6 separate regions of the Homo sapiens genome follow, and all the other regions are linked to region 5. Evidence: chromatin loops called from intact Hi-C (ENCODE). Cell type or tissue: Calu3. All regions are shown on one strand.

Region 1 (4,000 bases), 210 kb after region 5:
CTAGTAAACTCTAAAACTAAAATCAGAGCAGGATGTTATAGTAAAAGAAAATTGCTAGGCACAGCAGCTCACGCCTGTGATTCCAGCACATTGAGAGGTCAAGGTGGAAGGATCACTGGAAGCCAGGAGTTTGAGGTAATCCTGGGCAATACAGAGAGACCCTGTCTCTACAAAAAATAAAAAAGCTTAGCTGGGTATGGTGTCGCGCCTGTAGTGCTAGCTACTCAAGAGGCTGAGGTGGAAGGATTACTTCAGCCCAGGAATTTGAGGATGCTGCAGTGAGCTATGATAGTGCCACTGTGCTTCAGCCAGAGTGACAGAGGGAGACCTTGTCTCTTAAAGAAAAAAGAAAAGAAAATTACAAAAAACTGGGCTTTTGTATTTTTTAATCTATTGTGGGAGCTCCTCAAAGCCACCAAAACTCTGCCAATTCCTGGTATGAACTGAGAACAAAGTCTCAACTAGAGATTTTAATGCCATTAAGCAGAAAGAAACCAGCAGAAGAGAAACCAGCAAATGCCCCCAGAGAAGAAAACAGCTGGCGATCATGATCAACATCTCATCTAGGAAGGACTATTCTGTCTCTGGAATTTTAGTTCATTTACTCCTAATTGTTTCTATAGTTGTTCATTTTCATTGTTTTTTGGTATTCAATTGAATGAGGATATTACCACTTATTCTTCTACTTTTTATGAACCTTTAGGTGTTTTCAATATTTGGTTATTATAAATATGTTACTATGAACACTTGGTACATGTCTCCTGTTGCACATGCAGGGGACATACTTAGAAGCTGAATTGCTGAGGATAGGATCTGTGTATGTTCAACTTTGGCAGTTAATGTCAAATAATTTTCCAAATTCTTGACCAATTTATATTCCCACCAGCAGTGTGTGAGAATTTTCATTGTTTTAATTTTACTCATTCTGATAAATATGTAGTGAGAACATAGTTTGTCTTTAATTTGCATTTTCTTGATTACTAATGAGGTTGAGAATCTTTTTCTGTTTACAAGTCATTGGGATGTCTCTCTTTGGAATTCTCTTTTCAAGTTTCCTGTCCATTCTTTTTTGCTTTTTACCATAGTCATCTCTCCTTCATATTAGTTTGCAGAAGTTTTTAATGTAGTCCTAATATGAGATTTCAGTTAGATTTATATGTTTTCTCTCATTCTATGACTCACATTTTTACTCTTTTATAGCATTTTTTTAGTTACATGTTTGCGTTTAATTTTGGTAAACGCACGCAACATAAAATTTACCATTTTAAATCGTTTAAAGTGTACAGTTCAATAGTGTTAACTATATTCACATTGTTATGCAAAAGACCTCTAGAACTTTTATATCGTGCAAACTAAAACTCAATACCCTTTAAGTAACAACTGCCCATTTTACCCAATCCCTAGCCCTTGACAAACATCATTCTGCTTTCTGTTTCTGTGAGACTGGCTACTTAAGATTATTTCATATAAGTAAAATCCTACAGTGTTTATTACTTTGTTATTGGCTTATTTCAGTTAATATAATATTCTCAAGGTTTATCTTTATCATAGAATGTGACAAGGTTTCTTTTTTAAGGTTGAATAATATTCCATTCTATGTATGTGCCACATTTTCTTTAACTGTTCATGTCAAGGGACATTTGGGTTGCTTCCACCTTGTGGCTTTTATGAATAATGCAGCAATAAACATGGGTGTGCAACTATCTCTTCCAGGGCCTGCACTGCATACTTTAGATATGTCCTCAGAAATGAGATTGCTGGATAATAATTCTCATTTTTAATTTTTGACAAATCTCCACAGTTTTTCATAGTGGCTGCATCATTTTTTTCCCACCAACAGTATGGAGGAGTTCCAATTTCTCCACATCCTCAACAGATTTCTTTTTTCTTTTTGTTAATTTAATTTTTATTTTAGGTTTAGGGGCATACATGCAGATTTGTTATATATAGGTAAACTGCATGTCACAGAGGTTTGGTGTACAGATTATTTCATCAGTCAGGCGATAGCCATCATACTCCATAGGCAGCTTTTTGATCCTCTGTCTCCTCCCCACCTCCACCCTCAGGGAGGCCCCAGTGTCTGTTTTTCCCCTTTGAGTCCATGTGTTCTTGTTGTTTAGAGTTGTTTATAAGTGAGAATATTCAGTAATAGTGTTTTTGATTAATAGAAGTTCTTCATTTTAATGTAGTTTAATCAATTTCAACCTTTTTATTCTTCCCTTTTTTCTTATTTAACTGACTAGTTCAACCAATTCAGCTGACTAATTCTCTGTGGTTTTTGGCATCTCTGATGTGTTGTTTTGCACATCTAGGAGATTTTGTAGTTTTATCATTTGTACTTCTTCAGCTTTACAATTATTTAACAATAATGTTTATTTCTTTGTTGAAATAAATATTATATTTATAATAGTATAAATATTACCATAATTTTATTGTAATATTACTATTATAATATATTTTATTATAATAAATATTATATTAAGAAATATTATTTCTTGACTGAAATAAACATTGTTAAGTAATAATTCTAAAGCCAAAGAAGTACAAATGTTAACTATAAAATGCCTATTTATTCATTGACACCATATTTTTCTTCAATTCTTTGAACTTTTTTTTTTTTTTTTAATTTGAGATGGAGTCTTACTCTGTTGCCCAGGCTGGAGTGCAGTGGCACCATCTTGACTCACTGCAACCTCCACCTTCCAGGTTCAAGCGATCCTCCGGCTTCAGCCCCCCTAGTAGCTGGGATTACAGGTACGCACCACCATGCCCAGCTAATTTTTATATTTTTAGTAGAGATAGGGTTTCACCATGTTGGCCAGGCTGGTCTCAAACTCCTGATCTCAGGTGATCCACCCGCCCTGGCCTCCCAAAGTGCTGGGATTACAGGCGTGAGCCACCATGCCCAGCCAATTCTTTGAATATTTTTATAGACATTATAACTGTCTCTGAAGTGAGTGCCACATGTGCCAAAATACTTAACTAACTACCAAGTTTTTTAGCATAGGGAAAACCCACAGAGAACCAGGTTTTAAAAGCAGTGCAAAGACGGAACAGGGCAAAAAGAGCATGGAATGGTTCTAAGATACGAGTAATTTCCTGCAGGTTTGTTTGCTTTGGGATCTGTATTCTGACCTTTAGGTTTTCTGTTACTTGAACTTTTCATAACTGGGAACATGCTTTTTTAAGAAAAGCATCCAATTCATAGATTCTGCTCAATATCACTGTATTTTTCTAGAATACACATTATCTTCCCTCTGCCTACTTCTCTGTGGTGTCTCCTGGAGCCTTAAAATATACGAATAGTTATCAATCAGGCATTTAAGTAGTTCAGATTCTGCATTTGGGTCTCTGTGGTTTTTATATTGTGAGTTCACAATTCTTAGCTCTTCCACGCAGTTTTTGTATTTTTATTTATGCTTTTAGATACTTCTCAGTAACTTTAGGCAGTTTTGTTTTTAATGTCTTTCATGTTTTATAATTGCTATCTGCTGCAGGTTTGCAGGGCCACGTATCTCCTACTATTACTGGAAGTTGATTTTGAATTAACTTTGAATATCAATTTTTTATTATCCGAAAATGTATATATTTCACTTTCAGTTTTGAAGAATGATATTGCTGAGTATAAAAATCTAAGTGGAAAGTGGTGTTTCTACTGATATGTTAAAGATATTTTACACTTTAAGTTTTCATTCATTGGTGCTCTTGGAAAGTCATCTGTTAGTCTGTTGCTACTTTGAAAAGAATTTATATTTTATTTTTCCCTTGGATGCTTTTAAGGTTGTTCGTTTTTTATTTGATTATATGTTTTGCTATGATGTATCTCTGTGTAAATTTCCTTTAATCTGCCCTGCGATCTCTTGAAGCTGTGGCTTGCTTCTTTTATCAATTTTGGAAAATTGTCAGCCAATATTATGTAAATATTTTTGTCCCACTCTCTTATCTTTTATTACAACTACAATTAAATGTATGCTAGATCTTTCATTGTTTTCTCAATGAA
Region 2 (4,000 bases), 230 kb after region 5:
ACCCAGCAATCCCATTACTGGGTATATACCCAAAGGATTATAAATCATTCTATTATAAAGACACATGCACACGTATGTTTATTGCAGCACTGTTCACAATAGCAAAGACTTGGAACCAACCCAAATGCCCATCAATGATAGACTGGATAAAGAAATTGTGGCACATACACACCATGGAATACTATGCAGCCATAATAAAAGATGAGTTCATGTCCTTTGCAAGGACATGGACAAAGCTGGAAACCATCATTCTCAGCAAACAAGAACAGAAAATCAAACACTGCATGTTCTCAGTCTAAGTGGGAGCTGAACAATGAGAAAACATGGACACAGAGAGGGGAACATCACACACTGGGCCTGTTGGGGGGTAGGGGGCTAGGGGAGGGATAGCATTAGGAGAAATACCTAATGTAAATGACAGGTTAATGGGTGCAGCAAACCACCATGGCATGTGTATACCTATGTAACAAACCTGCATGTTCTGCACATGTATCCCAGAACTTAAAGTATAAATAAATAAATGAATAAATAAATAAATTTTAAAAAGTGCCCTTTATGTGTGTGTGTGTGTATATATACATATATATTACATATATGTTTTAAATATATTTATTTTTTGTAGTTCAGAGGTCTTTTATCTTTCTATACCTATTATGCCATGAATTCATAGGGAATAGGTTCCAGCAGCTCAGGCTCCTCTCCATTGGTTCTCCAAAGTGTGCTCCTCTGGGTGGAGCTGGCTGACACCAAGTACCTTTGTCTTTGGCTTCCTTTTTTTCTGATCATTTTCCTTCACGCGTTTCAGGAAGCTATTTCGGGTCTTAGAGTGCTTAATGTGCTTAATATGCACATTAATTCTCTTGGCAAGAATCCTGCCCTTGTTTGTTTAGAACAATGCCAACAGCATGCTGGGTAACATTGTAGACTCTTCCAGGTTTGCCATGGTAGCACTTGTGGGGCATTCCTTTTTGAACAGTATCCATTCCTTTGATGTCTACAATATCGCCTTTCTTGTGGATTCCCATGTATGTGGCCAAAGGAACAATTCTATGTTTTCTGAAAGGCCAAGAGAACAATTATCAGGTGACTCTCCTGTTTCCCTTTGTGTTCGTCATTTTGGTGAATTACTGGAAGATGGTGGTTCTGGCTGAAAGAGCTATTTTTGTAGCTTTGATTCTGCAGTTATTAATTTTTATATTGTTGATTTGTGCATGTGTAATTATATTCAACCTTCTCTCTCTGAGATCTGATGGTATAAAAGGATGACATTTATGTTGCCAAATATTTTACCTAAGTAAAAAAATAACTGAATATAAAAGATTACATTTATCATAAATTATATACCCTAAACTGCATAATCAGAGTAGCAAAATGCAGACACTTTCATCAATTCAATTTTGATGGTTTAAAAGCATTTTCCCCCACTGGTGTGCTGAAACTGGCCTGCACTGGCTTATAACAGCTGATTGTTAGATTTTTAGGAATCATGTTGGCAGCTTGAAATCAGTCATAGAAGGAGTATTTACACCATGGAAACCAGCAAATGTTACAAACCAGCACTTTTTTTTTCCCTCCAGGGAGAAGCCAGATGTTAAACATTAACCAGTACACTACTACCTATGTACACAAAGTCTCTCTCTTTCTCTCCTCTCTCTCTCTCTTTTTCTCCTCTCTCTCTCTCTTTCTCTCCCTAATAAAGTTTGTATGATTAGGAGGAAGAAATTACATGATTAATATCAAATTGCCTATTACAATTTTTTTGTAAAGTTGTTGTGAATTGAATGTATTATATTCTTGGGAGAATAAAATGAAGTCTGGACCAAAGATGAATGTCTTGTAGAAAATGTATGAATTGGTTTCAGAAGGTACAGTTCTAGATTTTCTCGACAATCAAAAACATGTTCAGTGAAAATGAATACTTTTTTATTTTAATAAATAAGGACTCCATTTACAACTGAGCAACTGTCTTTTTTTTAGGGGAAATTTTGTACAAGATTCCTCCTCTTGCCTCAAAAAATAAGGAGCCCAAACTTAGACTCAAGCTCTGTTTAATGTTAGGCAATGCTTCTTGGCAAAGCAAGAGAACTGTGATGTTCTATCACTATAGAATTAGCCACGAGGCATGCTGCTCAGAATACTGTTACTTACATTGTTACCAGTTACAAGAGCCTCTATTGTACTCAATACACACACACATACACAGGAAAAGTAGAGTCAATATTGGTGGTGGAGCTGTGAGTTGCACAAATATGCTGCCTGAGTAGTTATGTGTCTGAATTAGCTAACATTAGCATCCATTATGCCTAAATAGCTTTCAAAATATAATACTGAAATTTCTCTCTTCTGCCCCAGAGTTTACATGTCAAAAGTTATTGAATTTAGAGATTTCTAAGATTGACATGCAAACCAGTGTAGTCCAATATTCTCTTACAAGGCTACTTATTCAGAAAATTTGTGAGACCTAGGTCATATCTCTTTTCATTCACACAATTTTTCACACAGACAGATTTTAGCAATAATTAGAGTGTTATCATTGTCTTATATAATTTTATTCTTTAATAAAAAATTGCAGTTATGACGGAAAAAACATCTACTTATCATGGTAATGAATTATTCACTCATGATCGAGACAGACACCTATAATTATATGATGATTTGGCTTATCTTCGATAAAGAGTTTTAAATTTTATTTTTTAATGATTTGAAATAAAATTATGTGGTATATAATTATATTTTGTAAGTGTTCCACTTGTATTTGAATAAAATGTATATTTTTAGCCAGGCACAGTGGTTTATGCCTGTAATCTCAGAACTTCGGGAAGCTGAGACGGGAGGATTGCTTGAGGCCAGGAGTTTGACACCAGCCTGGACAGCATGGTAAGACCTCATCTCTACAAAAATAAAAATAAAAAAATTTAGCTGGGCATGGTGGTACATGCCTATAGTTGCAGCTACTCAGGAGGCTTTAAGTGGGAGGATTGCTTGATCCCAGGAGTTTCAGCTGCAGTGAGCTATGACTGTGTCACTGTACTCCACCCTGGGCAACAGCGCAAGACCCTGCCTCTTAACAAAAAAGTATATTTTCTGTTTGAGAGTTCCCATAGGAAGTTTCCTCACATGATTTTGTATTTGTCAATTTCTCTATTTATATATATTGCAGCTATACTTGGCTGTTGTTCTTTCTTGGTGAATTATTCCCTTCATAAATTTGAAATACTCCTTTTTGTCCTTTTCAATATCTTCAAATCTACTTTTTTTTTGCTACTAAAAATGCTAGTACATCAGATTTTTTTAACTAATATTTCCTTGTTGGTTTTTATCACACTTGGAATCTTAAATCTTTTGTGTTACTTTGTTTAAATGAGTCTTTATATCATATGAACAGTACAGTATCTGAGAATTTCTGTCTTTTATGAGGTAAATTTAAAGCATTCACTTTTGGGGGGAATTACTGGTAAGTTTGGACTTATTTTGTCATTTCTTTTTTTTGTGCTCAATTTACCATCCTTTCCATTCCTTGGTGTTTTCTTTTCTACTTCTTACTGGGTTGGCCAATCATTCTATTTTCACCTCTATCCATATGGTAGTTCTACATTTTTTGTAAGTTCTAATTTTCAGGAGTTCCCTTAATATTTGACATTTTTCTTGATTTCAAGGCAAGAAATCATAAACATATAGTTTGATGATTTTTCACACCCAAAACAAAAAACAGAATATTAGTAGCATCCTGGAGGCCCCCTTGGGCCCTCTTCCAGTTCTAACTTCTTTCCCCAAGATAACCATTATCCTGGCTTCTAACATAAGAGATTAGTTTCTCCTCTTCTTGAATTTTATATACATGGAATCATGTGGTATTTATTTTTGTTTGGCTCTTTTTTTCTTGCTGACATTATGTTGGTGAGATTCATCTGTATTGTTACACATAGTTGTAGTTTATTCATTGTCGTTATTATATAATACTTTGTTGTATCACTATGCCATAATTTATTTATGCATTCTA
Region 3 (4,000 bases), 130 kb after region 5:
AATAAAACAGGCTTGCTTGTGTTTTGCATATGTGCCATTTATATAGACTGGTTCCAGTGCTCTGATTAACCAAGAAAAAATGTGGCTGCCAAAAAGAATCTGCCTTATTGCTGAAACCTGTGTTGTTTCTGTGGAAGGAAGCACACACTCCAAAATACCCCTCTTCAGTTTTCCCTGTTTCTTTATGTCATATTTGACAATATTTTAATAAGTGCAGCTAATGGGACAATATAGGGGAGCAATACCACACAGTGTCCACCCTAACCTTAAGTTTTCAGCTGCCAATCTGTTACATGCACTCAAGGATGAATGGGCATACAACGGGAATAAAACACAACCAAAGGCCACGGTGACAAAAACAAGCAACAAAAAAGATGACAAAATATTTATGTCTTTTGTGATCCTGGCAACTGATTTTCAAATTCACATTCTACCTGAATGACATCAAGTGCGTAGTAACCACTCAAAATTCAGTAAGTAAAAGCAAAAAATAATCAACAGGCTCAAACAGGAATCAGTATTTTTCTGAATCAGCTGTGATAACAGCTATCATTGACTGAAACCTCTAAGCAAACTCCAGACAACTTGACTGCAGAGTGCGGTTCTGAACATGCTCCTCCCCCTTTCAGCTATCTCTTTTAAAAGTGGTAAAGACTCACTCAGCCAATAATCTGCCATATTTCACTCTTGTCCCCCCCAATTCTGCCTGAGCTTAGAAATTTAAAAGTGATGAATTTCACTTCTTCCCACAAAGTTGCACTAAACTCGGCTGTGCCTGCCAGCATCAAAGTGGCCAAGAGCTGGATGTACACTAGCAATCAAGAGCAAAACACAGAATTAAAACGGAATGACTTCTTCGGGTTTCCTCTACGCTCCTCCTCCCCACTCCCAACACATTTACTTTCCGCTTAGTGAATGGCGTGCCACACTCCTGCCCACTTTTACCTTTATCCTTCCCAGACTGGAAAACTTCTCCTTGTCTTCCATCACCACTTTCAGAACAGGCTGGGACATTCTGTTCTTCTTCTTCGAGCTGGTAGGACTGTCAAAATCAAAGCCACTGACCACTGCCCTGCGATAAGACGTGGACCGCAAGCCTCTCCGCAGAGACCCTGGGCTATCCACGTCGTTATCGACCTCACTCTCCTCCCCTGCGTGACCCAGGGGTCCTCCTAGGCCCTCCACCATGCTGCGCACCTTGAGGAGTCTCTTGTGGGGCTCCACATTTTGATTGTTGGATTTACTTATTTTAATTTCCGAGGCCAGACTCTTCGGAATGATCTGCTGCTTCCCCACTTTGAGGGCGGCGGGGCTGTTTGTACTCAAAACCACGGAAGGATTCTCGAGGAGCTCGTTCTCCTGGGAGGGCAGCCTTTGGAGGGGGAGTTTTTGTTCCGAAGAACTTTTCTGGGGCCCAGGAAAGAGCCCCCGTTCGGGGTCCTTTGCCTTCCGGCCGGACTGCGAACCTGACCCAGGAGAGTCGTTATTAGCGGCAAGGCCATTTGCAGTGGGCGAAGGCACCGGGCTGGCAGTCAACCCAGTAAGGTCCTCCTCGGGGGTGCAGGGGGCGGGCGCGTTAGGAGTCCGCGGGGGGCGCAGAACCGGCGGCGGCGGCGGCGCAGGCAAGGTCACCGCGCCATTTGCTGGGGATTTCGGGGAGCCGCCAGGCACCGCTTTGGGGAGCTTGGGTGACTTGGGCCGTCGAAGTCGAGGAGAGGCAGCCCTGTACTCCGGGGATGCCGTCCCACCATTGGCCACCGCTCTCCGCTGGGCGCCCAGAAGCAGGGGGCTCCTATGTACCGTCCTGCTGTCCGAGGCGGTGGGCACCTGGGCGGGAATCTGCGCTGCGAGGAGCGTCCCTCCGTCCTCCACCGGGAAATCCGTAATTAGTAACCCGTTGGGGCTCTGGTAGGACTGGGGCCTCGGCTTGCTCCGGCCCAGAACCTGGTGGGGCTGAGGAATCGACCGCCTCCGCCACAAAGGGGTTATGCTGTTGCTAGAAAAATCCACCTCGCTCTCGCCGTCCATAGCCGGGCCTCGAAGTCAGCGCCGGGAGGAGCAACACCGAGTTAGTCTTGCCTAAAGAGGAAAGAAGTTAGGAAACTGTGCCTCTGGACAACCGGGGACGCCTGGCCGACTCGCGTGCTCCCAGACCGGCGGTCCCCCTGCTGCTGCGCAGGACACGACTGCACCGCACTTACCCGCCCTTTCTCGGGCAAAAACTGCACCACTGCGGTGCGCGGTTCCCGGCAGAAATCTGGGCTGCCGCCCAGGCGGATTAATCCAATCACCTCCGCGTCCCTCCCGCGCCAAAAGACCACCCGCAGCAAATGAGCCCGCCACCCATTCACTGAGTGCAAGCCGAGGCACAAGAAACTTGGGACGAGTTCAGCTTTCTTGGGAAACTCGCCGCGGGACGCTCCCTTCTGTCGCCATCCAGCCTCCCGCCCTCATCATGGGTACCCTCGCGCTCCAGGTGCGCGGCTCCCACGCAAATTTACCTTCTGGGGCTTGCAATGTCCGGGGCCGAGGAGCACCCACTACCCCGTGGGTGGCCCGGGTCCGGGACCGAAGCGCAGCCGCGAGAGCTTAGGAGAGCGCTGCCGCCGACCGCGGCGCCGGCGCCGGCCCGCCCCCACGCCTGACTACGCCCCCACACTTGGCCCCGCCCCCGTTTCGGCCCCGCCCAGATCCGCCTCCATCGCAGCCAGAAGCAAGAAGCTGTCTTCCCGCCCCCGCGTGCCTACAATCAGCCCCAGTCTCCCTGGGAAACCGACGAGCGCACCTGAGCTGGGTTCTGAGCTCCAGCGTTTTGGGGCTAGAAGTTGCGGACTAGTAGCTGAGGCGGCACGGGAGTGTAGGCGCGCGGGGTCGTTGCCGGGGGCACAGAGTGAGAACAAGCAAGGGAGCCCTGCTGAATTGCAGCTTAGGAAGCCCTGAATCCTGGAGGTGCGTTGAAACCGAGAACGCGCGGCGTAGTAGACTTTGTGAGATGCGTGGGCAGTAGCGCAGAGTTCTAACGCAGAGTCATGCCCTCTCAGCATTCAGGTGGTCTTAAATCAGATGGGCTCGTCCCAGTGCTGAAAATGCATTATAATATAAACAGATAGATGGGCTTGTTTGTGCCTAGAGTCTTTCCGTAGGAAAGACTGGCAGCTCTGAAGAGGGAAACTGGGTGGCTAGGAAACCGGAGGGAGGGAGAGTTTTCATATAATTATTTTTGGTCCTTGTATGCTTTGCATCTTGAAACCTATCTGTGAAAAATAAGCTCAATTTACACTACAAAAAAAGTATTGGTTTCCAACAGTACATAGAATAAAACTCAAAATCCTTAGCATGGCTTACAAGACACTTCACTACTGCCCTACTTCTTCAGCCTAGTCTTTCCTCCATCACTTTCTTCATTATTTTTTTGGCCACACTCAAAGTTTGACAGCCTCATAACCTTCCCTTTCGTTCCTTCTTGACCCGACTTGTCACTGCGTCAGAAAGGCCTTCCCTGTCCCCTCCTTAATTATACCATTGCCCCGTTTATTTTCCCAGCCACTTGTTCTCTTCTATTTTTGCACTTATAAAATTTTGTATATATATATATTTATGTGTTTATGTTTATTGTCTTTTGTCTTTACACAGTAATTTGCATGAGGGCAGGGGTCATGTTTTTTTTTCTTCTCCGTATTTCCGGCACATGGTGGGCACTTAATATTTATTTAATGAGTGAGAGAATGAATGACAGGAATGAAGTGAAAACAGTGACCATTCCTTCCAAAGTGCTTGGTTGTCAAATAGTAGAAAGATGGCTGTGTCTTGGCCAGGCTCCTGCTGTGTGACAATAATGAGGCAAACTTGAGAAGACAAATAATTTTAGACCATAAGAGCTGTATAATTGATTCTATTAGCAAGACAAATGGGCCCTTCTCCAAGTTCTCTTTCTGCATTCATGCATTCAGCAGGGATGCAGTGAGCATCCACTGTGTGCAAGTTATGCTGCCTGTTTTTG
Region 4 (4,000 bases), 81 kb after region 5:
ATTGTATTTCCTCAATGCCTCAAATTACATATTAGTATTTATTAATATAATTCATTAAGATATATTTTCCCTTCTTCCCTCCAACCCCTGCTGAATTTGTAGAGAGGCTCTCTGAGGAACTTCAAGAGTGCCACCTGATGCATAGGCACAAGCCCCAGCCATTGTATCAAGCTAATTCAGACCAAAAGATCAAGCCAACACAGTGTGCTTCGGAGCTCTCAAATGGATGGCTGGTGGGTTGAAACTGCCCTACACATGTATTTTAAAAACCTAAATTAGCTCCAAACATTTAAAAATTAAGGAAGTGCACCCACACATCTAGATTTCCCACTTTTTCTGAAACATCAGTAGATCTGGCAACACTGAGCTTACATTCCACCATGGCTGGAATGACTGGCGCTGTACTCACAGCCCAGTTTATGGTGATCCCACTACTCAGACCCATCTCACACCCATCCTACTTTACTAAGCTATATGGCCTGGCTGCCAGGGCAGGTATTTGAACTTGTCTCCCTGTAGAGAGAGCTCTGGAGTCAGATCTTGTCTGAATTCTGGATTAAATAACATAAAGTACTAAAAGAACTTACCACAGTACTCAGCACACTGGGCTGAATAAATGGTCATAGATACTATTATCATCTTCAAATGACAAGGCATTTAAGAAATACTTGAGAAGATGCTAATTTTCACCCAAGCCAAAAAGGTTTCTGAAATCACTCATTTCAACTCTCCAAATTTATGTTTTATTTAGAAACAAACTGAGTTTTTAGGGACTCATTAAACTTCTGCTCTTGTTTGTCAGGAACCTGCAGGCCTCCACTCTACATATGCAGAGAAAAGAATAAGCAAACCTCTGCAACCTCTGGTTTTCATTTAGTTGCTAAGACAAGCAATAGATTGCAAAAATAGTTTTATACATGTATCAATCTGTACCCTACTCCTGAAAAGTTTCTCATATTAACATAAAGAGGGAAGAGAATGCCAGCTTTCATTAACCTATAAAACATTAAACATTAAAGAACGAATTAATTGCTGCAATTAGCATCAAACGTTGACAAATGTATGGTTGTAAAATGTTTATCTTTCATTATAAAGGCTCTGGAGTTTGCAAATTGCAATAATTGATACTCTGTAAGAACTGTAATTAATTGAGAACTTTTACAGTTCAATTACAGGAGTAAAGGAAAGAAAAATTACATTCAATTGTCTCTTCATAATTTTAATGCAATCTTGGTGAATTAAAATTGGCAGAAAATCTTACCAACTTACATTCATAATCTGAGACAGACAAAACTGTAACAGAAGCTAAATCCAATTATTTATTCTATATTGGCAAAAATCCAAGGCAGTAACATAATGAATTTTTACGTGGATGGCTGCAGGTGGGGTGGGGGGGTGGCAGGAGTGGAGGGTAATGCAAAGAAGAATCCATGTAAACCTTTCTAATAAATTCCCTTGAAATGGCATAATTACGATATGAAATGGTATTAATAGTACTTGACTGAATATACTATATTCTGATAATAAAGTAAACGTTGCTGTAAAACCTTAACCATTTCTCAAATGTCGACTTTGGCTACAACATAGGCTACGACATATGTGAAAATTGGTACTCATGATCCTTAATAAGCATTTTACTTCAAAGTCAACAATTTTACAGCACAGCCTATCCCTTCCATAATGACAACTTAGAGTTATAAAATGGGGACATTACTTATGCAATTTATGTTTATAAAGCTAATTATTTTTGGAAATCAAATCACTACAAATGACCCAAAAAAACCCTTGGATGTTTATTTTATAAGAAGAAACATATTGAGGATGAACATGTTCCCCTTAGAATGAATGTATCTGTTCTATATGGCTGGCTCTTCCTTTGCTTTTGTTTTTGGTTTTGTTCTTTTGAGACAGAGTCTTGCTCTGTTGCCCAGGCTAGAGTGCACTCATGTGATCTCGGCTCACTGCAACCTCTACCTCCTGGGTTCAAGCAATTCTCATGTCTCAGCCTACAGAGTAGCTGGGACTACAGGCACACACCACCACGCCCAGCTAACTTTTTTATTTTTAGTAAAGATGGGGTTTGCCATATTGGCCAGGCTGGTCTTGAACTACTGGCCTCAAGCAATCCACCTGCCTTGTCCTCCCAAAGTGCTGGGATTACAGGTGTGCACCATGGTGCCTGGCCATGGCAGGCTCTGCCTAGGCTGGCCTGTCTTTAAACACAACCTGTGCTTTCCACATTCTGAAAACAAATGAAAGCAGAAGACTCATCCACATTCCACAGCTACTGTGAAACTTCAACAGCATCTACTGCATTTACTGAAGTGCTCTACCTCCCCTTCACTTTTCACTTCTTTGGAAGTGATGCTGATTACTCCAATAATCTTCTGGAAGGCACAGGGGCCATGCCATGACTCCAGAGTTCCAAAAGTGTATCCTTTTTACACTGATGACACCCTGAATGAGCCGGTCGCACCTGCTTCTTGCGCAGAGCCTTTCCTGTCTACAACTCTGTATCTCATTGACATGGCACAAAATACTGATCCTCAAAAGAATGCCACAAGAGATTGAAACCATTCTTAAGGTATGTTGATTCTTCCTTTATAAATATGGAAGAAGAAGAAAAAAAATTACATCCTGCTTGCCTTCTAGAGCACACATAATCCGGGGTTTCCTTCTACTCCCACTGGCATCTCCTTCTCAGCATTCTTGGCCAGTCCTCCCCCACCCCCAACTTCTCAATATCTTAGTGTTGGAAGGTCTCAGGGCTTGGTGCTCAGCTTTAACTTCTCTATCTCTAGTCTTTCTCCAATAATCTCTTTCAGCACCATTGCTTGAAATTCCATCTACATGCTAACCACTCCCAAATATGTCTCCAGCCTTCAAATGGCCCAAATCCAAACCTGCTTGCCTGCCTGTTCAATAGTGCCTCTTATGTCTCATAGCCATCTCAAAAGACTATGTGGGACAAGGGACAAATAACTACTGCAAAACTCAACAGCATTAGAAAAGGCAAAACTATAGAAATAATAAAAAAGATCACTGGTTGTCAGGGGCTTAAGGAGAGGGAGGGATGAACAGGTGGAACACAGAGGATATTTAGAGCAGTGAAACTATTCTGTATGATACTAATAATGATGAACACATGCCATTATACATTTATCCATCCCATAGAGTGTAGAACATCAAGAGCAAACCGTAATGTAAATTATGTACTTTAGGTGATAGTGATGTGTCAATGTAGCTTCATCAATTACAACAAATGTACCATTCTGATGTGGGATGTTGATAGTAGGGTAGAAGCTGTGTGGGGTGGGAGCAGCATCAGGGGGTATATAAGAACTCTGTACTTGCTGCTCAATTTTCCTATAACCTAAAACTGTTCTAAAATATAAACTATATTTCCCACAAGTCTTTCCTGGCTACTAGAGAAAGAGCTGTCCAGTGGGAAAGATATAATCTCTCTATGCCAGAACCAGATTCTAGACCACTTTCTTTCACTGAGCAAAAACACAAAATAAGGAAACAACACACAATTATGCCACATGTGAATACTCAACCTGTTCCTCTCCCATTTCTCTTCTCCAAGCAGCCCTCCAAAACCAGGAGGAGGGAGTTTTTCAACTTACTTCTTGAAGAAGAAAAAGAAATCAATCGTCCCAACAGGTATTTACAGAAATAGCCAATAATTCAGTATTAGCTGATAATTATGAATCATCCTTACATTAGAGGGTGACCATACAATTTATCCTCCAAATTGGGATATCTTTTGAGAATGAAAGGGGCAGCTAATCACAACTAAAATTATCCTGGGCAAATGAGGAGATGCAATTACTCTAATCATTTAAAAAGCACTAACTGTATACCAGGAGCTAGTCTAATGGCTTTCCATAGACTGACTGACTGATTCGTTTAACTTCCATAATAACCCAAAGAAGTAGTTAGTGGTATCATCTCCATTTTACACACATGACTGCTGAAGCACAAAGATGTTAGGTAT
Region 5 (4,000 bases):
ATCAATTGTAGCTTGACATGTTATCTCCTTGGCACATTCCATAGGAAACCAGCCTCTTTCTCCATCTCGTAGTCGTTCCCCCTCATACCAGCCTGTGAAAAAGAACAGAGTCCACACCAAACAACAAGTATTTGGAGTGTGCCAGGCTCCAAGGATATGAAAAAGCTGAGAGGCAGCATCCCTCCCCAGGCTAAGTGCTACGGTGAGAAGAGAAAGTGGGACAGGGAAAGCTTTCGAGGGGGAATGAATGACATGGCAGGGAAAGAACGTGAGCAGAGGCCCTGAAGTGAGAAGGCTGAGAGTATTTGAACCTGGGCTGAGCTGGGAAAGGAGATGCTTTGGGTAAAGGATAGCAGGAAGAATGCTATTTTTGAAAGGACGAATATTTAGAGATAAGAACTGGGTCACTGAGGGACTGGGGAAAAAAGAAAACGTCATGGTTTAGCCTTAGAGATGAGAAGACAGTACATATATGTGATCTCAAACATTAACATGTCAAGATTTGGAATATGGGCAATGATGACAAAATGACACTCCTCGGGTCTATAGCACTCTGCATCCTGGACCACGAGTGTCCCATAAGAACGCTCCCACTCACCATCGCTGACACGTTGATAGATGAGGACGACGTCAGCCACCTGCAGGGAGAGTTCATCTGGCTGCTTAGCAGTAAATGACCTAACGATTTCCACCTGGGTCAGTGCTGAGGCCAAAAGAGGACATACTAAGTTTCCAGTAGCAGAGAAAAAACATGTGCAATCCAATAATGTACACTTACTTATTTTTCTCTGCAATTCAGGGCCAGCATTGAGAGAAACAAGTTGGGCTTCTAATAAAAAGCAGAACATCTTTTCTAGCAACTCCCTTGCTTGGCTATAAGCTTTAGAATTTTAGAAGCTCAGATTTGAGAGGCCTTTTATGATGCATGATTCCCCTCAATAACAGGTTGATCAGGAGTCATTAGTCATGTCACACAATGGAACAGAAAACAGCCACTCTGCATTAGGGAAACTGAGACATGAAAGAGTTGCTGATGTGCCAAGGCCATGCAAAATCTGCAACAGACACAGTTCTCCTGGCTCTCATCAGAGTGTCTCCCCATCCCAACAGCAGCACATGAAAGTTTCCAAAAAAAAGTTTAGAAATAAAATGAGCTCCAACCAAAAGCTGAGAAGTCATGTTAGACCTCCTCAGAAATGCTGACATGTGGCCGGGCACGGTGGCTCACGCCTGTAATCCCAGCACTTTGGGAGGCCGAGGCAGGCGGATCACGAGGTCAGGAGATTGGGACCATCCTGGCTAACACGGTGAAACCCCGTCTCTACTAAAAATACAAAAAATTAGCTGGGCATGGTGGCGGGCGCCTGTAGTCTCAGCTACTTGGGAGGCTGAGGCAGGAGAATGGTATGAACCCAGGAGACGGAGCTTGCAGTGAGCTGAGATAGCACCAGAGCGAGACTCCATCTCAAAACAAACAAACAAAATGCTGACATGTGACTTCTTAATTTGCTTTTTAATACAAAGCTTGATTTCCGGGAACTTTCAAACCAGTCATTTTGGCTTTTAATCTAAGCTTAAAGCTATAATTTTTGAGTGTTCCAGGATAACAATGTTTTGTTCTAATTCTTTGGATTTGACCTTGCAACTGTAATAATCTAAGAAACCACAGCATCAAAGTTAGGAAGCTAATAGGCATACAACACCCCCCTTCACTGCGCCAGTTTCTAATTCTCTAGAATAGTGAAACACACTTTCTTAGAAGGTCAAAAAGAATTCTTAGGTAATTTTCTTTTAGATTAAAAATACTTTTCAGCTTAAATCCAGACTGTCAGTATGTAGAAGGTTTAAACATGATCAACTGTTGCCCACTGATAATAGCTAAAAATTTAAGGGCTTTACAGTTCAAGTAGGGCTTTTAACATAGATTATTTAACTTAATCTTCACAATAACCCCATGTTGTATATAATGGTGTAACTGACTTGCAGATGGTTAAATAGGCTCTGCAATGCTAAGCAATGATTTGACACGTTTACACAACAAAGAAATGCACCTTGGATTTGAATTCAGACCCCCTGACTTCCAAAGCAAGGATCATACATTTTTGGTGTAAAGCAGAAGGAAGCCCTGGAGGAAACTTAGGCAAGTATTGTGGCAATATAACTCGTTAGTAACCCGGCGTCCAGCAGGGGGCAGAGCCCATCCATGTTCCCAAGTGGGCTTCCCCTTGAGAGAACTTACAGGTTCGGTCTGCAGGCGGCTTCCCGCTGCTGTGTCCCAGGGCAGTTATCCAGCGGGCTCGCTCGCTCCTAAAACAGAGGGCAGATCCAACTGAGAGACTCAAGGTGTAAAAACACAGAATGGAGTGTTTTCTAGGCAGCCAATGCAAAGGCACTCCCAGAAAACAAGAGATTCTCTAGAGAGGTATGGTAAAACAGGGTGAGAGTAGTTTAAAAGTGATAAGCTGGAAAGTCTAAAATAAGCAGGAGACTAGTCATCATTGTCAAAAGAGTCTGAATGAACTTGGCTCATTATTGATTAAAAGGAACTTCCCATATGACAGTTTAAAAGTTAATAAGGAGCTGATTACACGAACACATTATAACTCCAAAAGGTATTTAGCATACCCATAATTTGATGTTTAACATTTCAAAAGCAGTTAAGTTTCATTTTTTAAAAATCCTACTAATTTCTCTGCTTCCTCCCCACTTCCCTTCCCACACACTCAAACCTTTCCGTAAACTTGAGAAACTTGACATATTTAGTTGTCTCATCCCTCATACAACTAATTTTGCCAAATATGAGTCTTACTGAAATAGAAATTCTTTGGCCACTTTTACACTGTTCCCAAATGCTTAAAATGGTTTAATGAGCACAGGAAAAATGACCAATACTTTTAATATAATATTAAGCTATAATTACATAAAAATAATTATTCAACTAAAGGATCAAAAGTTTCAGATAAGCAAGCACTTCTCTACATAATGCAGTCACCCTGGTTTTTTATTTTGAGCACCAAGTATTAAAATTACAATTAATTAAATACTGCCCCGCCACACACATACTTTTAACTCTCTTATGTATTTATTAAACACATGCTACATGTCAGACACTGCACTCAACATCCACTATTCCATGTAATCCTCTCAAAAGCCCATCTGAAGGATGCTAAGATCAGACAGAAGTTCAGAGGCAAGCAATTCAAACCAAAGTCAGTTTCTACTGTGCCACTCTACATTCTTAAGAAAAAATGCCTTCATGACCAACACCTGGGGAAAAAAACTCTTCTCTCATAGCAGCCTGAATCTACAGATGCTTGTCGCTGTCACCCCACCTTCATCCCCATATGCATCCTTCCAACCCAGGCAGAGAGGATGACTTACCGCATTGGAACATAGCACCCTTGCCCCAGCCTTTCCTATTCCTTCCCTGTTTTTGCGTAGATAAGCCCACTCATTATTGCCATTAAAATTTCTTAACATACATAACATAAACTGAGTTAATCATAAGCGTGTACAGCTCTGTGTTTACTTACCAAGACACAGATGCGCCAGGCATTTCCATTCTGACCCTTTCCAATCAATAACCTCTGTCCAAAGGTGACTGCTCTTGTTTTCCATTACCATGGAATTTCTATTACCATGCTTCTTTTGTACTTTTTGCAAATGAAATCCTTTAGTATGTATGCTTTTGTATTTGGCTTCTTTTGCTCAACATATATCCACTCAATGCTGAAAACACAAGGCTCACTTCCTCCAGTGGGGGCTCCTCTGATACATAAACCAATCCTTCCATCTCCATCCCAGTCTGATAATCCTGTTTCTAGGGCACCCCTCTGCACAATTCTATTATATTGCTGGTCAACAGTAAGCCTCATAAAAGCAGGCAGCTTATCCATTTGGTTCACTGCATTATCTCTACAACATTGCCCAACACGTAACAGGGGCTCAGTATATGTCTGCTAATGAATGAATTATATAACTCATCACATATTGAGCCCAA
Region 6 (4,000 bases), 160 kb after region 5:
GGGTGGGTAGTAGTGTTTACACACACACACACACACACACACTGTCACACAGATAGAAAGTGTTAGAGTCAGTATTTAAGCACAGCTTTGTCTTACCCAAAGCCCATGCTTGTTACATCTGCTTGAAATTTTGTTCTTGTATTTTCCTGAATGATGAATCCTGAGCTACACTTTAGAGTGTCCAGATGTATCATGCATCTCTGGGCTCCCATAACACTTAATTGACACCATGACAGCAGAATCTTTTAACACAGTGCAATAACCAGTTGTTAATATACCTGTCAATGGTCTTAATTTGTTGCTCATGCACCCAGTGGTAAAAAACAAATCTGGGAATAGCCTCCTGGATATGTATTTTTATGTTTATATACATTTGTGACATATATATACTATTCCATATTTATAATACTAATGTTAGTATTAATATTAGATGGTAAGCTCATTGAAGGCAATGGCTGTGTGATTCATCTTTATCTAGAGTTTTGCATGGTACCTGAAATGTAGCCACAATAATACAATTTTCCAATAAAAGTTTTTGAACATATACTTTGACATATGACAATGATGTAGTTGTCCATTATCGCTAACTACTTGCTGTATGTTATCCTAGAAAATAAAATCTTCTTATTAACTCTAAGTGATAGGCACTACTTTTCCCATTTTACAGATGAGAAATCTGAATTTACGTAACAGTTGACAAAACTTGTATTCTAATCCAGTTATTCAGAGCCCCCAAAGATACTGAAGTTAAATACTATGCTAAATTTTTTTTTTAACACATGAAGTGACAGTGAGTCAGAATATTGATACTGTTCTGGAAATTTAGAATATAGACTGTTAAAACTTTTTTTAAAGACAGGGTTTCACTCTGTCTCCCAGGCTGTATTGCAGTGGCACTATCACGGCTCACAGCAGGCTCGTCCTCCCTGGCTCAATGAATCCGCTGGTCTCAGCCTTCCGGATAGCTGGGATCACGGGTTCACACCAGTACACCCGGCTAATTTTTGTATTTTTTTTTTGTAGAGATATGTTTTTGCCATGTGGCCCAGGCTGGTCTCCAACTCCTGGGTTTACCATTCTCCCACCTCGGCCTCCCAAAGTGCTGGGATTACAGGGATGAGCCACTGCATCCCCTAAACACATAATTTTAGTTGTTCATTAAACAGCCATGTGTTAGCAACATTTTTGTAGTTTTATGCTTTGCCTTTCTAACTAGATTATAAGGCTCTTATGTGTGCATAAATTTTTACCATTTTCTATTCCACCTTGCATTGCTCAGATGCTTAACCAGTGTTTTTGGGTGAGTTATTTTTGAGAAAGACCAGGGAAAGTTGTATGTGGGAGAGTAGGCAAGTGTGAGTAGAGAGGTGTCAGGTGGGTGGACATGGGGTATGTAGCATTGACAGCGGAACGGCTTTCAGCCCACTTTCCACACATCACATACCACAGGCTGCTAAATATCCTAGAAAAATCTTGTTCATCATTGCTTGATTGAAGAGGAGACCTAACTGAAAAGAAAAAATTCTACAGAATATTAGGCACTAAGATTTCACAACTTCACTATCCAACAGTAAGAGTGGCATAGAAGTGATCACTCTGAGTTACTGATGATGTTATTTAAAAGAAGAAAATTTCAAATTTAAGTCTCAGTAAAAAGCCAAAGGTTTAAATAAATGGAAAGCAGCCAGCAAGGGAATGGTGTCTGCAGTGCTGGCTAACATAATATACAATGCAAAAAGGCTTCTTCATAATGAAATTCAACTTAAACATGGGGAGACACATTGTCCTATTTTAAATGCTACAAAATGATAGATACGACCTGAGAACCAGAAAAAAATATAAATGACATTGCAATCCGGAGATGAGAGAATGTCTTAATTTTCTGACAGCGTTTTTTTCCCTGCCACTAAATCACCTGTATCAGGCAAGGCCTTGCACCCACCTTGTTGGAAATGAACTCACTTATCTACTGTATTTCAAAAGTGAAATGATGGTATAAATTCATTTAGATATAAAATTGAAGAAATTTCCTTATGTATACATGTCTCAGAGCAACACAGCTGTGCCCTCTAGTGATCATTTTCTTCTGTTGTTTTATGAGGAGTCTTGAAAAGCATTGTAACAAATTTACTCCAGGTTCCTCTTCTATTTTATAAATTAGTTTTTTGTGGGAGATGATTGCTACTTTGGAAAATAAATGCTACTTTGGCACTAGGTATAGTGAGTGTAAAACAAAGAGTTCTTTATTTTTGTTCTCTGGAGCTCCATTTTCTTCACTTATAAATTCACTTTGTTGGGCCATGCCTTCAGTTTCACCCTAGTCAGTTACCAGAGGATTGGATTGAAGTATAAAGAATACATATATTCAGTATTGCAAATCAGTTGGATCAAGTCAGGGCAATTTTTTTAAGGAATATTAACCTTCCTTAATACATGTTGTGAAATGTGGTATGGCAAGAACTCTGTTAAAATTTTTCAGTCAAATTTGATCCTTGGCTCAATTTGATTTACCAGGTATACAAGTGTTCATGTCTCAATCCTTTGCTCCGTTGTAAATGCCTTGTATATAGGTATTGTATCTTCTAGAGCCTGGCATTTTGCACTATACTGTGTTTTGAAGTGTTCCTCAAATGCAAAAAGTTTTTTAAAAAGTTAAAACAATCAACAGACTTTAAGTTGCAAGTGCAAAGAACTTTTTTTTCTGGACCATTTAAGAGAAAGTTACCAATATAATGCCCTGTGTTCCCTGGATATTTTAATATGTGTTTTCCAACATTAATATGTTACTCTCACCTACACCTCAGACTTTATTTCAGTTGTCCCAATAATGTTCTTTTTTACCAAAGGATCAATTTCAGGATCATGTGTTGCATTTAATTGTTACTTCTCTCAGGGTTCTTCCACTCTAGAAAAATTTTTCAGTTTTTTTCCCCAGTTTCATGACCTTGATACTTCCTAAGATACCAGCCAGTTATTTTGAAGAACAATCTTCAGTATGGATGTGTCTGAAGTTTTCTCATGATTATATTTAGGTGACACATCATTGGCAGGAATATCACAGAAGTGATGCTGTGTTCTCAATACATCCTGTCAGGTGCACATGATTTTAACTTCCCCCATTACTGATATTTTCACTTTTATTACTTGATCAAGGTGGTGTCTGCCAGGTTTCTTCACTGTAAAGTTACTCTTTTTCACTGTATAATTTTAGAAGTATTTTGTTGGGAGTTCTTTAAGACTATGTAAATATCTTGCTCTTCATTAAACTTTCAATTTATTCATTTACTTATATCTCTTAGGGTTCATATTTTCTATTTTATTCCATAAACTATAATTTCTTAATATCATTATTTATTTTAATGTTCAGAGTTCCTCCAGTTTGGCCAATGAGAACCCCTGCAAGTTGATGTCTGTGTGATTTTGACACGTTCTATTACTTTTTCAGCACAAAAATTGATCATTTTGTACTTTCCTTCCTCCAGCCCTGGAATCTGCCATTTTTTCCAGGAAGTTTCTGCTTCCTTTTAGTAGCGAATAATATTTAGAAACAAGATCTCGGCACTAGATACTCCTGCTGTCTCTCAGAAAACTAAGCTAAGGAATAGATGTATGCGTATGTACACACACACACCTATGTTTATTTCTATATCTATATTTATTGAAATGCATAAGTTTATTGTCAATATCTCCAGTTCCTGTTCATCACAGAATTAATTCTAGTTGTCTTTTTTCCTTTGTTTTAATTCCCCTTTCTGCGAGTGAGAAACTTGGCTCTTATAGTCCTTCATATATTCACTTAATCAACTTGTCTAAATGTTGCCAATGAACATTTTCCCTGCCAGGCATCGCACTCTGTGTCTGGTGGCTCGTATGCCTGTTCACTGTCTCGTTCCAGCTCTGAGAGCCTATGCAGGATTTCTCCTATGAGTGGATATTCTCTTTCTCTTTTTTGAGACAGAGTCTTGCTCTGTCGCCCAGTTTGGAGTGCAGTGGCATGATC

Evidence for each region. Hi-C counts contacts between places; a loop is a spot of excess contacts. Peaks named below come from ENCODE experiments on the same cell type or tissue, not always from the same donor. Only the 100,000 strongest peaks of a DNase experiment are listed, where the experiment ranks them.
Region 1: it touches region 5 in a loop (10-fold over the local background); 19 of 110 quality-filtered maps call a loop at or near these places.
Region 2: a loop joins it to region 5, with 2.8 times the contacts of the local background. A loop is called at or near these places in 4 of 110 quality-filtered maps.
Region 3: it touches region 5 in a loop (4-fold over the local background); 33 of 110 quality-filtered maps call a loop at or near these places.
Region 4: a loop joins it to region 5, with 2.1 times the contacts of the local background. A loop is called at or near these places in 3 of 110 quality-filtered maps.
Region 6: it touches region 5 in a loop (9-fold over the local background); 88 of 110 quality-filtered maps call a loop at or near these places.

What each region holds. Positions count from the first base shown.
Region 1 is chr3:154,038,139-154,042,138 of GRCh38, reverse strand. The region is part of intron 2 of ARHGEF26-AS1 (ARHGEF26 antisense RNA 1); the gene reads left to right. Among named protein-coding and RNA genes, the nearest start is that of ARHGEF26-AS1, 81 kb to the left of the region's middle. In Calu3, CTCF peaks have their summits at 1,488 and 1,689 (motif pointing left); a DNase peak (open chromatin) is centred at 1,678.
Region 2 is chr3:154,020,950-154,024,949 of GRCh38, reverse strand. It overlaps ARHGEF26-AS1 (ARHGEF26 antisense RNA 1), which reads left to right. Exons shown (of 4, transcript NR_037901.1): 4 at 1-549. It also overlaps the pseudogene RPL21P42. Among named protein-coding and RNA genes, the nearest start is that of ARHGEF26-AS1, 98 kb to the left of the region's middle. In Calu3, no CTCF peak of the experiment used is centred here; a DNase peak (open chromatin) is centred at 1,549.
Region 3 is chr3:154,120,021-154,124,020 of GRCh38, reverse strand. It overlaps ARHGEF26 (Rho guanine nucleotide exchange factor 26), which reads right to left and starts at 2,631. Exons shown (of 15, transcript NM_015595.4): 1 at 2,502-2,631; 2 at 946-2,079. The coding sequence starts at 2,028. ARHGEF26-AS1 (ARHGEF26 antisense RNA 1) reads left to right here and starts at 2,811. Exons shown (of 4, transcript NR_037901.1): 1 at 2,811-2,949. In Calu3, CTCF peaks have their summits at 1,707 and 1,937; DNase peaks (open chromatin) are centred at 1,050, 1,780, 2,170 and 2,690.
Region 4 is chr3:154,170,598-154,174,597 of GRCh38, reverse strand. All of the region lies in intron 6 of ARHGEF26 (Rho guanine nucleotide exchange factor 26), which reads right to left. Among named protein-coding and RNA genes, the nearest start is that of ARHGEF26, 51 kb to the right of the region's middle. In Calu3, no CTCF peak of the experiment used is centred here; no DNase peak of the experiment used is centred here.
Region 5 is chr3:154,251,423-154,255,422 of GRCh38, reverse strand. ARHGEF26 (Rho guanine nucleotide exchange factor 26) reads right to left here. Exons shown (of 15, transcript NM_015595.4): 13 at 2,240-2,307; 14 at 599-703; 15 at 1-92. It overlaps LOC105374167 (a long non-coding RNA gene), which reads left to right and starts at 1,450. Exons shown (of 2, transcript XR_924597.4): 1 at 1,450-4,000. In Calu3, a CTCF peak has its summit at 2,212 (motif pointing right); a DNase peak (open chromatin) is centred at 2,202.
Region 6 is chr3:154,094,085-154,098,084 of GRCh38, reverse strand. All of the region lies in intron 2 of ARHGEF26-AS1 (ARHGEF26 antisense RNA 1), which reads left to right. Among named protein-coding and RNA genes, the nearest start is that of ARHGEF26-AS1, 25 kb to the left of the region's middle. In Calu3, a CTCF peak has its summit at 2,053 (motif pointing left); no DNase peak of the experiment used is centred here.